Regions from separate parts of the Homo sapiens genome. Here region 1 is linked to region 2. Evidence: chromatin contacts called from ENCODE Hi-C or POLR2A ChIA-PET data. All regions are on one chromosome and are shown on one strand. The core of a region is the stretch at or near the end of the contact, and the rest is flanking DNA. Distances in the headings are between cores, read along the strand shown.

Region 1 (7,765 bases), core at 3,150-5,649, 840 kb after region 2:
TTATCAGTTGGTTACTAGGAGAACAAGGCTAGAACCCATGCCTCCTCCTTTCCACCTTTCCTGTTTTTCCTGGAACAGCAGAAACAGAAAGCAACCACTAGAGGCGCACTGTATGCCAGTGGTTGCACACAGATTTTTATGTCAGACTACCCAAGTTCAAATCTTAGATCTGTTACGTAGTAGCTATGTGACTTTGGCCAAGTACTCTAACTGCTCTGTGCCTCGGTTTTTTCATCTATAAAATGGAGGGCATAATAGTATCGACTTCATAGGATTGTTATGAGGATTCAGTGAATTAATGTACTTAAAGCACATAACACACTTGGCACATTGAGTGACCAGAAATCTAATTGTTACGATTTAGCACACACTCTGATAGCTGCTGATATTTAGAGGCCAGGGATTTTACCCACAGCTGTTTTTGTTTGATCTGAAGTTTAAAGAACACAAACAAAACAAAACAAAAAACATCACTTGAGATAATGTTTATAGTTCTAGATATTTCACATAGAGATCCAAATTTCCGGTTTCTCTTTGAAATCAGAAGGTCTGACATCGGTAGGCCAAAATTCTCAGGTAGTAACAATTGGCTGGGGCCAAATGCAGCTGCCCCCTTTAATCCGTACCACTCATGTAAAGCTTACATCTTTTAACTTGACCTGCCTGACTACTGCATGCCTTTGCACTTGCATTTCAGCTTAAGACAACCTCTGCTCTCAAGGAACTCATAATCCAATAGGTGAGACGCATTTGCTAAACAGTTTACAATATATTGTCATAGGAACAAGTATAAACTTGCAAATTTCAAAATACAGCAGTCAACTGAAGGAACAGGAGTGCCCTGAATGGTAGAGGTGCTGACGGTGATATGTGTTGTCTAAAAAGTGGCTTTGAAAAAGAAAAGGAGAGGAACAGGGTTGTAAAGGAAATAGAATGTGCAAAGACACTGAAATGGGAAACAGCTTGTGTGTTTAGAAACTGTAAGGAGTTCAATTTTGGACAATACTGTAAAATGAGAAAGGGAGAAGTAGGCTGACACTAAATATAATACACATCCCTTATTTTGTATTTTACTCTGTAAGAGATAGGTAGCACTTAAAAGGTTTTCTGTCATTAAATTACAAATCTAGGTTGGGTACAGTGGCTCACATCTGGGAATCTCAGTGCTTTTGGGAGGCTTAGGTGGACAGATTGCTTGAGACTAGAGTTCGAGACCAGCCTGGGCTAGACCCTGTCACTAAAAAAAAACGAAAATATTAGCTGGGCATGGTGGCATGTGCCTGTGGTCTCAGGTGTTTGGAAGGCTGAGGCGAGATGATCGCTTGTGCCCAGAAGTTTGAGGTTGCTATTGCACTCCAGCTTGGGCGATAGAACGAGATCTTGTCTCTAAATAGATAGATAATTAAATAAAATTGCAAATTTAACTGCATATTTTTGGACCTTGTCTTTGAGAATGCAATGCTATACAATCCACAATATTCTATGAACTTTTTTTTTTTTCTCTTTGAGACAGGAGACAGGGTCTCACTCTGTCACCCAGGCTGGAGTGCAGTGGTGCAATGTCGGCTCACTGCAATCTTGACCTCTCAAGTTCAAGCAATTCTCTCACCTCAGCCTCTGGAGATTGGGTTTCACCATATTGGCCAGGCTGGTCTTGAACTCCTGACCTCAAGTGATCCACTCGCCTCGGCCTCCTAAAGTGTGGGGACTACAGGCGTTAGCCACCCTGCCGGCCTGTACTATCTTTCAATAGCAAATTGCCACTTCAAGAAGAAGAAACCCTGTCGTTATAAGGGGTAAAATATAGTTTTAAGATTGGTCTGCAAATGAAGTTTCCTTATCCGTAAAATGGGAATAACAATGGCACCTAACTCAGGGCTATTAAATTGAGAATTAAACTCACTAAACCCATGTAAAGGGCTTACCAAGATACCTGATACAGAGGATAAATGGTCACTTAATGAGTTATGATACCTATTGAGGCTTCCTTGTCTATGTACCCTTTATTTATTTATTTATTTATTTATTTATTTTTATTGATCATTCTTGGGTGTTTCTCGCAGAGGGGGATTTGGCAGGGTCATAGGACAATAGTGGAGGGAAGGTCAGCAGATAAACAAGTGAACAAAGGTCTCTGGTTTTCCTAGGCAGAGGACCCTGCGGCCTTCCGCAGTGTTTGTGTCCCTGGGTACCTGAGATTAGGGAGTGGTGATGACTCTTAACGAGCATGCTGCCTTCAAGCATCTGTTTAACAAAGCACATCTTGCACCGACCTTAATCCATTTAACCCTGAGTGGACACAGCACATGTTTCAGAGAGCACAGGGTTGGGGGTAAGGTCACAGATCAACAGGATCCCAAGGCAGAAGAAGTTTTCTTAGTACAGAACAAAATGACAAGTCTCCCATGTCTACTTCTTTCTACACAGACACGGCAACCATCCGATTTCTCAATCTTTTCCCCACCTTTCCCGCCTTTCTATTCCACAAAGCCGCCATTGTCATCCTGGCCCGTTCTCAATGAGCTGTTGGGCACACCTCCCAGACGGGGTGGTGGCCGGGCAGAGGGGCTCCTCACTTCCCAGTAGGGGCGGCCGGGCAGAGGCGCCCCTCACCTCCCGGGCGGGGCGGCTGGCCGGGCAGGGGGCTGACCCCCAACCTCCCTCCCAGAAGGGGCGGCTGGCCGGGCGGGGCGCTGACCCCCCCACCTCCCTCCCGGAAGGGGCGGCTGGCCGGGCGGGGCGCTGACCCCCCCACCTCCCTCCCGTCCGGGAGGCTGGCCTGGCGGGGGCTGACCCCCACCTCCCTCCCGGACGGGGTGGCTGCCGGGCGGAGACGCTCTTCACTTCCCAGACGGGGTGGCTGCCGGACGGAGGGGCTCCTCACTTCTCAGACGGGGCGGCTGCCGGGCGGAGGGGCTCCTCACTTCTCAGACGGGGCGGTTGCCGGGCAGAGGGTCTCCTCACTTCTCAGACGGGGTGGCCGGGCAGAGACGCTCCTCACCTCCCAGACGGGGTCGCGGCTGGGCAGAGGCGCTCCTCACATCCCAGACGGGGCGGCGGGGCAGAGGTGCTCCCCACATCCCAGACGATGGGCTGCCAGGCAGAGACGCTCCTCACTTCCTAGATGGGATGGCGGCCGGGCAGAGACGCTCCTCACTTTCCAGACTGGGCAGCCAGGTAGAGGGGCTCCTCACATCCCAGACGATGGGCGGCCAGGCAGAGACGCTCCTCACTTCCCAGACGGGGTGGCGGCCGGGCAGAGGCTGCAATCTCGGCTCTTTGGGAGGCCAAGGCAGGCGGCTGGGAGGTGGTTGTAGCGAGCCGAGATCACGCCACTGCACTCCAGCCTGGGCACCATTGAGCACTGAGTGAACGAGACTCCGTCTGCAATCCCGGCACCTCGGGAGGTCGGGGCTGGCGGATCATTCGCGGTTAGGAGCTGGAGACCAGCCCGGCCAACACAGCGAAACCGTCTCCACCAAAAAAATACGAAAACCAGTCAGGCGTGGCGGCACGCGCCTGCAATCGCAGGCACTCGGCAGGCTGAGGCAGGAGAATCAGGCAGGGAGGTTGCAGTGAGCCGAGATGGCAGCAGTACAGTCCAGCTTCGGCTCGGCATCAGTGGGAGACCGTGGAAAGAGAGGGAGAGGGAGACCGTGGAGAGGGCGAGGGCGAGGGCGAGGGCGAGGGAGAGGGAGAGGGAGCTATGTACCCTTTTTTTGAGAAAGTACATCTGGTTAAGTATGTATTTTTCATTGAAAACTAAAGTTAAATCAGGACTGATGGCATTTTCCGACTGCATTTGGTAAAAAATAAATGCCAAAAATATTAGATTGAAAATGCCAAGATAAAACTTCCTTACCTTCTGTATTGTAAAAGTTTCAAGAATAATTTAAAGATTTTTGCACAACACAGAAAGTGCAAGTTATCGTCTATAGTTAATAATTAAATAAAACAGTTTATTAATGGTAGGTAATAAAGGTGCTTAGTAAAACAGATGGTTCTCCAGTTCCCCAGGCTCAATGAGCAGGCAAAGATCCTTTTAGGCAAAAGACATTTTCACATCTAACAGTAACATCTCTGATGGTCAGGCAGGTCAAACAATCACTTGGCGGGAAATAGATAAATACAGACTAAATTCGCACAATCTGTTTCTGTTTAGTTTATAAACTGCGATCCAGAGTGTCAGCTTTCGTGCCTTGTGGGACTTGAAGTCCAGAAGGAAGAAGTGATCAGGGCTGCCGAGGGATGGAAGCGTGCAGCCCCTGCAGGTCTGAGACCTACGAACTACAACTCCCGGCAAGCATCGGAAGGCCGCGTCGTAATTGCGGGCAACCAATCGTACCAGAGCAGGGCAAGCCCCCGCCCTCTGGCTCGGTGGAAGGCCTCCGCCAATGGCAGAGCTCCCATCGCAGAGCCTGCGGGTTAGGTTGTGAGGCCCGGGCCGGGGGCGGGGAGGAGCCAAGGGGGCGAGCAAGCTCGGTGGCTGGGTGGGTTGGGGCGTTCCGCGCGCCCTTCATTGAAGCGGCGGTGGCCGGGCTGGGCGCCGGTAGTGGAAAGCGACGGCGCGGCTGGAAAATGCCAGTCCATTCCCGAGGGGATAAGAAGGAGACCAACCATCACGATGAGATGGAGGTGGACTACGCCGAAAATGAGGGGAGCAGCTCCGAGGACGAGGACACTGAGAGCTCGTCGGTCTCCGAGGATGGAGATAGCTCAGGTGCGCGACCCACTGCTGGGACCCTGAGTCCCCGCGCCCAGCGCGCGACAGGCCGCTCTCCGCACGCCAGGCGGCTGCGTCCTGCTGGGAAAGCGGGGCGGGGACAGAGGGAAGGGGCGGAGACTGGCTCTGGGCCCTGGGCTGCACCCTGACCGGTCGCTGGGCGCTGTCTGGCTCCTGATGGGTCCCGGCGGCGGGGCGGGGCGGGCCTGGGCTTGTCCAGCTCCCAAACGCGGCGTGGTCCTGCCCCCGGTGGTGCTCTGGAGCGACCAGCCCAGGCGGACAACTTCCCGCAGCAGACAAACTGGAAATGCCTCCTCTCCCCAGCCCACCGACCTCTTTCCCTATTTTCACCTTTGCAACCCTCACTTCTCAGCGCAAGTGAGTTGCCGGGACAGAGGGTCGGCTTAGTAATTAACCTCAGTTTGCAAGTCAACTTGCCGGTCAGCACTTTTACATCAGTGTCTTTTCGGGGGCTAACTTGAGAGCGGTCCCGTTCAGTAGCTCCCTGAAGTTTGCAAGACTGAGAGGAAGGGACCAACATTCGGGCTCATTTTGGATCTTCATATGCTTATAAATTGGCTGAGTTTTGGCAGCGTTGAAAATTCTCCAAGTCTTTTCTTCCCTTCAGTTTTTTCTAACTTTGGGCTGTTTTAAATTATTTTGGGTGGGGGAGGAGGGCAGATTAACACTACAAATAAATTTTGCAAACTTTTAGGAATGGTTATTCTAAAGTGAAATGGAATTTGTGATTACCGGGATTATTTTCTTTCGATTCAAATGATGGAGATGAGACTGACTTCTTTGTCTTGGCCTGATTTTGGTCATGTAAAGGAAGCATTGATGATAGGTTGATGACAGCCTAGTATCACCCAGATGCCCTCTTTTCATGTTTCCCTTGCAAAGCAAATCTCCATGGAAGGATATAATTTCAATCAGTAAATCAGCCATCCAAAAATATTTATGAGTGACTTCTTTGTGCAGCACTGGACAGTACTCAATATGAGGGATAAATAGTTATTATCTGGGCTCACTTAAAAAGCTATCATAAGTCACCACTTGATTAAATTGCCAAATGAATGCTTAACTAAATGTTGCTGTAGGAATTCAGAGGCAGAGGAAATCGTTTCAATATTGGGTGGTCACAAAGCCTAGCTGAAGAAGGTGGGATTACCTTAATTATCTTGAAGAATGAGTAGAATTTGGTTTGGGGTGGTGGGTATCCCTGCAGGGAGAGGGATGTAAGAAAAAGTACAAGGGCCAGAGTTTGGGGCTTATTCAAAAGAGCGTGAAAACCTTGGGAGAAGGAGTTGAGCTCGGAAAAGAACAGGAAAGTATAGATGTGAGTGATTTCAAAGAAAGCACAAAACAGGATTGATGAATGCAAGTTTAGGATTGAAGGTAAGAGAAAAACCAAGATACAAGGAGAGTGGCGGTAGCATCAACAGAAATAGAAAAGTGAAAGATTTGAGATGAAGGTGAAAGAAAAGAGTATTTCAGACATGTTGCTTTTTTTTTTCTTTTCTCTCTTTGAGATGGAGTCTCGCTCTGTTGCCCAGGCTGGAGTGTAATGGCGTGATCTTGGCTCACTGCAACCTCCGCCTCCTGGGTTCAAGCAATTCTCCTGCCTTAGCCTCCCGAGTAGCTGTGATTATAGGCGGGTGCCACCACACCAAGCTAATTTTTTGTATTTTTAGTAGAGACAGGGTTTCTCCATGTTGTCCAGGCTGGTCTCGAACTCCTGACCTCGTGATCCACCCACTTCAACCTCCCAATGTGCTGGGATTACAGGCATGAGCTACCATTCCCAGCCTTTTTTTTTTTTTTTTTTTGAGAAGGAGTTTTGCTCTTGGCACCCAGGCTGGAGTGCAATGGCATCATCTTGGCTCACTGCAACCTCCACCTCCAGGGTACAAGCAATTCTCCTGCCTCAGCCTCCCGAGTAGCTGGGATTACAGGCATGCGCCGCCACGCTCAGATAATTTTTGTGTTTCACCATGTTGGCCAGGATGGTCTTGAACTCCTGACCTCAGGTGATCTGCCTGCCTCGGCCTCCCCAAGTGTTAGGATTATAGGTGTGAGCCACCGTGCCTGGCCGACGTGTTGCTTTTGGAGTGATGGCAGTATGCTTAAGATTGCCCAACTGACAAATGGAAATGTGACATTGGAACCTGCCCGATATGGGAAGGGGAGAATAATTTGTAAGTCATCTGCCTTGCCATGAAAGTAGGTGAGATTTCAAAAGCGGGGAATATAGAGAAAGGAGACTGTATGGGAATATATTTCTTTTTTTTTTTTCTTTTTTTTGAGACAGTCTTGCTCTGTCACCCAGGCTGGAGTGCAGTGGCACGATCTTGGCTCGCTGCAACCTCTGCCTCCTGGATTAGATTCTCCAGCCTCAGCCTCCTGAGTAGCTGGGATTACAGGCATCCTCCAACACACCCGGCTAATTTTTGTGTTTTTAGTAGAGATGGGGTTTTGCCACGTTGGCCAGGCTGGTCTTGAACTCCTGACTTCAAGTGATCCACCCGACTCTGCCTCCCAAAGTGCTGGGATTACAGGCGGGAGCCACTGCACCTGGCCTGTTGGTGAATATGTTTCTTAGATCTATAAAGTATTTTGTCTTCAGATGTTCTTGCATTTATGATAGGAGCAAGGATCTCATAAAATTCTATTTGTTAAAATTCTCCCCCTATAATTTTTATGTTGACTCTTGTGATTTTTAACTTTTAAAAATTCCATCCCAAAAAATAATGAACAACTTAATTTTTGAAGAATGTGATAATAATTTGAACTACAAGTCAAAATTTTAAGTGCAAAGAAATTGTTTAAATAAATTTTGCAGTTTGCTTCTGTTAAAGCATCTCTGTTCTACCATATGTCTTTCATGTTAAACTTTCACAGTGTTTTCTTCTCAAATGTTGGTGCTGAGCAAATTCTAAGGCTACGGAAAAGCCTCTACTATCCAGAGAACTTGGATAGTGAGTCATCTTGAGGGACCAAGTTTTGAGTAGCCAAGAAGTAAGCAATCAAAAGCCAGAAGTA
Region 2 (7,388 bases), core at 3,391-5,890:
TTAGAAGAATATTTTGTGCTGTACTTAGACCACTTCATAAAAAGGTATACTAAGAGTTTCAGTTTGGGAAGACAAGAGTTCTGGAGATTAATAGTGATATTTACAAAACAACGTGAACATATTTAATGCCACTTAACTATACAGTAAAAAATGGTCAAAATGGTCTGGCCGTGGTGGCTCACGCCTGTAATCCCAGCACTTTGGGAGGCTGAGGTGGGCAGATCACGAGGTCAGGTGCTCGAGACCAGCTTGGCCAACATGGTGAAACCCCATCTCTACTAAAAATACAAAAATTAGCCAGGTGTGGTGCACGCCTGTAATCCCAGCTACTCAGAAGGTTGAGGCAGGAGAATCGCTTGAACCTGGGAGGCAGAGGTTGCAGTGAGCCGAGATTGTGCCATTGCACTCTAGCCTGGGCAAAGAGCAAGACTCTGTCTGAAGGAAAAAAAAAAAGGTCAAAATGGTAAATTTTATTTTATACATATTTTACCACAATAAAGAAGGTATACTAATACACTACTTTTTTTAAGGATTATAAATAACCATACTCCTTTATTTTAAGTTCAGTGATACTCTCACTTCTTAAAATTTTTTTTAATTTTTAATTTTTTTTTTTTTTTGAGACAGGTTCTCACTATGTTGCCCAGGCTGGTCTCACATTCCTGAGCTTAGGCAATTCACCTACCTCGGCCTCCCAAAGTGCTACGATTACAGGAGTGGGCCACATGCCCGGCCTCACTTCTTAAAATATTCGGGTTAATAAACATTCTTCAGAAACTCAAGTTATTTTTTAAATTGTTTAACAAATTGCTTGAGCTTCCTCACTACAGGATCTGCTGAAGAGAGGCACAAGAAGTACCTTTAGATCAGGTACGATGGCTCACACCTGTAATCCCAGCACTTTGGGAAGCCAAGGTGGGAGTATCTCTTGAGGCCAGGAGTTTGAGACCAGCCTGGGCAACATAGTGAGACACTGTCTCTACAGGAAATTTAAAAAAGCTGGGTGTGGTGGTTTGCACCATAGTCCAGCTACTCAGGTACTCAGGATGCTGAGGTAGGAGGACTGCTTGAGCCCAGGAGGTCAAAGCTGCAGTGGGCTATAACAGTGTCACGGCACACCAGCCTCCAGCCTGGGTGACAGAGTGAGACCCTTTCTTTAAAAACAACAAAAAGTACCTTTAAAAAAAGTAAAAATAGGGCCGAGCGCGGTGGCTCACGCTTGTAATCCCAGCACTTCGGAAGACCGAGGCGGGCAGATCACGAGGTCAGGAGATTGAGACCATCCTGGCTAACACGGTGAAACCCCGTCTCCACTAAAAATACAAAAAAATTAGCCAGGCGTGGTGGCACGTGCCTGTAGTTTCAGCTACTCAGGAGGCTGAGGCAGGAGAATCGCTTGAACCCAGGAAGCGGAGGTTGCGGTGAGCCAAGATCGTGCCATTGCACTCCAGCCTGGGCGACAGCAAGACTCTGACTCAAAAAAAAAAAAAAAAAGTAAAAATATATTCTTTAGCCAGTGATATTGGCTCTTGTTTACAAAATTATCCAAAACGTTCTTTCAAGTCTTCCTGATTTTGAAAAATAGAGTCTCAACTGATATCTCTAAAATTTGAGGCTGGGTACAGTGGCTCATGCCTGTAATTTGAACACTTTAGGAGGTTGAGGTGGGAGGATCCCTTGAGGCCAAGAGTGTGAGGCTGTAGTGAGCTATGATGGTGCCACTGCACTCCAGCCTGGGTGACAAAGACCCTATCTCAAAAACAAACAAAACACAGGAAAAAAAAAATCAAAATTTAGATTGCAAATGGCTCCACAAAACAAATCTTGAGGGCAAAGATGTTTTAGTAATTTTACAATTGCCAGCTCTAGGCAGTATGTGACATCTTTCTAGGCACTCAGTGCTTTTAGAATAAATGACCTTGTGCTGAGGAATGTGAAAAAAAAGATGTAAATCGGTGCTGTTTTATTGACAAATGGGATATGAAGAATGAAATGTGCGGCCGAGCACGGTGGCTCACGCCTGTAATCCCAGCACTTTGGAAGGCGGAGGCGGGCAGATCACGAGGTCAGCAGATCCAGACCATCCTGGCCAACACGGTGAAACCCCCTCTCTACTAAAAATACAAAAAATTAGCCGGGCGTGGTGGCGGGCGCCTGTAGTCCCAGCTACTCGGGAGGCTGAGGCAGGAGAATGGCGTGAACCCGGGAGGCGGAGCTTGCAGTGAGCCAAGATTGCGCCACTGCACTCCAGCCTGGGGGACAGAGCGAGACTCCGTCTCAAAAACAAAAACAAAAACAAAAAAGAAATGTGCAACATAGGGTTTAGATGAAGTGACAGGAGACTCAGCATATTATGGAAATTATTATCTTGATTTTGTGTATATAGAAATAAAGCTGTATCCGGCTGGGTGCGGTGGCTCATGCCAGTAATCCAGCACTTTGGGAGGACGAGGAGGGCAGATCACGAGGTCAGGAGTTCAAGACCAGCCTAGCCAACATAGTAAAACCCCGTCTCTACTAAAAATACCAAAATTAGCTGGACGCGGTGGTTCGTGCCTGTAATCCCAGCTACTCCAGGGGCAGGAGAATCACTTGAATCCAGAAGGCAGAGGTTGCAATGAGCTAAGATCGTGCTACTGCACTCCAGCCTGGCGACAGACTGAGAATCCGTCTCAATAAATAAATAAATAAACAAAGCTGTGTATCTGGTTTTCTATACTTTCCAGGTCAAATCTCACTAGCAGATGTTCCTGTTATCTTCAGTTTGACATCTTATCTAAAATGACTCCTAAAATGTGTAATAATGTTAATTATAATATCTAAACCTACTGACTCTAACATCACAAAGAATTTTAAGAGGTCGAGGTTAAAAATCTAAAATTGTAAGTCATCAGCTAACAATGACATTTCAAGTCATGAGCTTGGATAAAAATAACCATGGAAATCACCATTCAGCAAAATACAGGCATAGTGGCCAGGCGTGGTGGCTCACGCCTGCAATCCCAGCACTCTGGGAGGCCCAGGCAGGAAGATCACCTGAGGTCAGCAGTTTGGGACCAGCCTGGGAAACATGGTGAAACTCCGTCTCTACTACAAATACAAAAATGAGCCGGGCGTGGTGGCGGACGCCTGTAATCCCAGCCACTCAAAATCGCTCGAATCAGGGAGGTGGAGGTTGCAGTGAGCTGGATGGCGCCACTGCAGCCCCGCCTGGGCAACAAGAGTGAAACTCTGTCTCAAAAAATAAATACACACACATACACACACACACACACACACACACACACACACACACACACACTCTCGCATACAGGCATAGGATAGTTTGCTATAGTTAACAAACATAAGAATATCCTATTTTCTTGAGCTTTCATCAGGCTTTACTTTGCCAGAATACATCTATCCCATTTTTCAGTAACTAGATCTAGCTACCACATTTCCTCAGTTTTAACGTGTGTGTTTAAAGAGACAGGGTCTTGCGTCGCTCAGGCTGGAGTGAAGCAGCGGGATCAAAGCTCACTGCAGCCTTTTTCTGTCTATAAATCTTCAACACTTGGCTGCGCTGCAATCTCTCTGAGCCTGCCCGATTCGTGAATCATTCTTTGCTCAAAATGTTAAATTTAACTTGGCTAAGGTTTTTCGTTTAACACTTCCTACTAACGCTACAGCCTAAAACCTCTCCTGCAAAATGCTTTTTCAGGTGGCAACGTACCAATTCTAACAAGTTTGTGGGAGTAATGGGGAGGAGGGCTAACCCTCTATTTTCTTTCAGAAAAAGGGTTAGGCACAAGGAGCTCTAAAGGCTTGTCCGAAGTCTGCTGAAAACTCACAAACCACTCAGAACCAGGTTTCCCACACCCAATTAATTCCAAGTGGTACTGTATCCGATTACCCCCATTTTCCAAGAGATAGTTTATTTTTTCCCCTCTTTTCCCCTCCCCACTACACTTTCCACTTAGCCCTTTTTGAACTGCAAAATAACCTCTCAACTCCCCTCACCAGACCATTCTCTACAGAGCAAATTCATCTACGAGATCCAAGACGCAACTCCCACCGCCAGGCGGTCGCCTCAGAAGGGTAAGCAGAAAGCATGCCCACTTGGCCACTTTTACAACTTATTTCTGCTCAGAAATGCACCAACTCAACTACCCGGTAGATAAGGCACCAGCTAGCAGAGACCTCTTGCTCATTTCCTCTTGTACCTTATAAAATGCCCGCTTTTTTGCTCCAAAGACGAAGCGGGCTGGCTTCAGAAATAAAATCCCTCTTCTTGTATACTAGGGCTCGCTCTTGTTAATTGGTGTCTACGTGTGGCGAGCAACTAACTCTCTTTTCCGTTAGAGCACTCAAAGCCCTGGTCAATCTACCCCCCAAGACAGCAGAGACCAGCACAACGATCCCAAGGAAGGCTGTTGGCTTCACCCCGCTTAAGTCCTCAAAGTCAGCGCCTGCAGCATATCCTTGCCCCCACCACCTGCCTCTAGCTCTGGTCACTTACACTTACGGTTAGTTCGCATCCACTGTAACAGCGCCTGGCGGTCGGCAGGAGCCACAGTGCGAAGCGGCCGCAGCATCACTGCCTGCCTCGCAGTGGGAAATTTTACCTTGCTGGAGCAAGCCGCGCAGGCACTGGCTGGCATTGCGCATGCGCAAGCAGAGACCGCCCCACCCTCCGCGGAACAAGCCTCCGGTCTGCAAAGCCCTAAGCCCCGCCCCTCTACGGAGGTCTCACGTGCGCCTGGGGATCCCTGCCTTCAGTCACACCTCTATCTCTCATCTTTCCGCTCTTAGCTGGGAGTGCTCCGCCTAGTCACTTTTCTTAAGGTGGCTCGTCGAGGCCTGACTTCTTCCCCGAAATCACGTCCCTAGACAGCCTCCTATTTTACCACTAACTTTACTCCTGCAGTTATTCAGCGGTAGGAAACTGAAACCAAAAACCAGTGTAAGCAAGTAAACATCTAAACTGTTTCAGGAGCCGCGTAGAAGGAACGCGGCGGTGTGCCCCGGAAGCGGAAGTAGATTCTCCTATAGAAAGGCTGGACTACGCGGAGTGGTGACGTTTCCTCATTGGGCGGAAGGTTCGCTGGCACTCCGTTGGTCTTCCAGCTGGTGGGAGTTGACGACGTGGTGCTGGGCGTTGGGACCCTACTTTATCTAGTTCGGGAAGTTGGGTTGTGGGGTCATACCTGTCTGTCTGCTCCCAGCTTTCTTGGGTTTCTTCCGACGGCGTGGGGCCTCGCTAAGGAATTCCCGGCCCCTCAGGGCCACGGCTTTAGCGGTGTCTTTTGCGGTAAGTGTCTGCTTTTTCCCGCCCCAGACTACGGAGGGGGAGCGAGGGGCAGCCCCAGCGCTGCTCAGGAGGCGAGAGACTCCGGGGGAAGTCGGCCTCCGTGGCCACCGGCCATCGTTACCGAGACTGAGTTTCTGTGGCTCTTTATCTCGTCTTCCATGAGAAGTTTTATTAAAGATGCGCTGTGCCCCTTTTGAGTTGTCTTCCGATTTACCTGAGCCAAATAAGATGTAGGCAGTTGCAGGCCTGAGTCTTCGTTTTGCTTTCCTGAGCAAGAATTTAGATGAAGCTACTTCCCCGAAAATCCTTTTACTTGTACGAGACTTTTATTTTTCCTATGTGTTTGTAGTGCTTAACACAATGTCCTGCGTGTAGTAGACGTTCAATAAACGAATATGGAATATCAGTTGAATGCCAATGATGATTTAAGATAGACTGATAGCTCTCTCTGTACCATTTGACGCTGCTGACCATCCATTTCTTGAAACTTTCCCCTGCTGCCTTTCTTCATGCTATCCTCACCTGATTCTTTCACATGCTTAATTTAACAAAATATATACTTGTTCTTGGCTACAAGGATACAGAAATGAATAACACTAACTCTGCCATTGAGAAGCTAACGCACATAAATACACATTATATCAAGATGGGTAATGAGAAACACTAGTTGCATATAAAGAGCTGTAGAAAGCTGTGGGAGAGCTAAAGTGCTCCTTAGGTGCTTTGTGACCCTGAGCCAGTTTCTATTCCAATCTAGCCTCAATTTCCTCATCTACTTAATAGGCTTGTTTTGAGGAAGAAAGGAGATTAGGTAAGAGGTTTGGTTTGGTTTAGTGCCTAGAATACAGCAATCGTGGTGCCAAAGGGGAGGGAAATATTTCCCTCAAATCGCTTTTTCTCAGTTTTTTGATATGGCCAACTGGTATTTTCTACCTTAATATAGAGTACTATGCAAAAGCATCTTCAAGTCTTCCTTCCAGATTACTCCTCTGTCCCCATCTATTTGGAAATTCTGGACCTGCCACAGGATTACAGTAAGATAACCATAAATGTAGCTTTTTAAAAATTGATTTTCTCCTATGTGCCATGGAGAAAGGGAAAGGGAATTAGTAAAAGCTCCTATCTCTTTGGTTATTTTCAGTCTTGGTTAACGCCGTCCTTTTAGTTGGCCCTCAGTCATTGCTATAACCCAAATGGTCTTCCACAGGCTCTCCTCGAGGCTTCTCGCTTGCTTCCATGGCATTGTCCCTATATGCCAACCATGTCCAAACCTTATTCTTTTCATTTCCAAACCTTGTTCTTTTCCAAACCTTATTTGCTCTGTCGCCCAGACTGGAGTACCGAGGCACCATCTCGGCTCACTGCAACCTCCGCCTCCCAGGTTCAAGCAATTCTCCTGCCTCAGCCTTCCGAGTAGCTGGGATTACAGGTGCCTGCCACCACGCCCAGCTAATTTTTGTGTTTTTAGTAGAGATGGGGTTCCACCATGTTGGCCAGGTTGGTCTTGAACTCCTGACCTGAAGTGATCCGCCTGCTTCGGCCTCCCAAAGTGCTGGGATTACAGGTGTGAGCCACCATGCCCTGCCTAAACCTTATTCTTTAGCCTCCATCTCATGAGTTGATAGTTCTGTACTTTCCCCTAAAACTTGCAAACTCATTAGGTCCAAAACCAAATGCACTGTCTTCACCTTCCTTTTTTTTTTTTTTTTCACTATGACATATGTCATGCATACGAAAGTGTATAAAAGCAGTGATTGTCAGTGCGTTTTTGAGTTTTGACCTCTGGTTGAATTTTGTGATACAAGTAGGTTAAATTTTTAAAAGGATTATAAGGGCTGTGAGCAATGGCTCACGCCTGTAATCCCAATACTTTGGGAGGCTGAGGCTGGCAGATTGCTTTAGCTCAAGAGTTCGAGACCAGCTTGGGTAACATGGCGAAACTCCCTGTCTCAACAAAAGAGACAAAAATTAGCCAGGCTTAGTGGCGCCGCCTGTAGTCCCAGCTAGTTGGAGGGATAATGAAATGAACATCTATGTACACATCCTTCATAAAAAGTGAAACATTAAAAATAATACATTAAGTCCCTTTGACCTCTTC

The links. Hi-C counts contacts between places; a loop is a spot of excess contacts on that map. ChIA-PET counts read pairs that join two places held with the same protein, here RNA polymerase II (POLR2A). Pooled maps may share reads with other maps.
Region 1: a map of B cell shows a loop between it and region 2 (23-fold over the local background). The contact joins the promoter of BRMS1L here to the promoter of SRP54-AS1 in region 2. A Hi-C loop is called at or near these places in 4 of 168 maps with a recorded cell type or tissue (B cell, CD4-positive, alpha-beta T cell and naive thymus-derived CD4-positive, alpha-beta T cell), 5 of 37 single-sample maps with no recorded cell type and 21 of 50 pooled maps. POLR2A ChIA-PET finds 5 or more read pairs at or near these places in 6 of 52 experiments (CD4-positive, alpha-beta T cell, Caco-2, H1 and 3 more).

The regions. Positions count from the first base shown.
Region 1 is chr14:35,821,939-35,829,703 of GRCh38, forward strand. It overlaps BRMS1L (BRMS1 like transcriptional repressor), which reads left to right and starts at 4,400. Exons shown (of 10, transcript NM_032352.4): 1 at 4,400-4,720. The coding sequence starts at 4,579. RefSeq lists silencers at 4,441-4,540, 4,791-4,960.
Region 2 is chr14:34,977,926-34,985,313 of GRCh38, forward strand. SRP54-AS1 (SRP54 antisense RNA 1) reads right to left here and starts at 4,641. Exons shown (of 5, transcript NR_151701.1): 1 at 4,499-4,641. SRP54 (signal recognition particle 54) reads left to right here and starts at 5,067. Exons shown (of 16, transcript NM_003136.4): 1 at 5,067-5,290. RefSeq lists a silencer at 3,038-3,332 and enhancers at 4,218-4,267, 4,386-5,087, 4,478-4,567, 4,748-5,247, 5,278-5,537.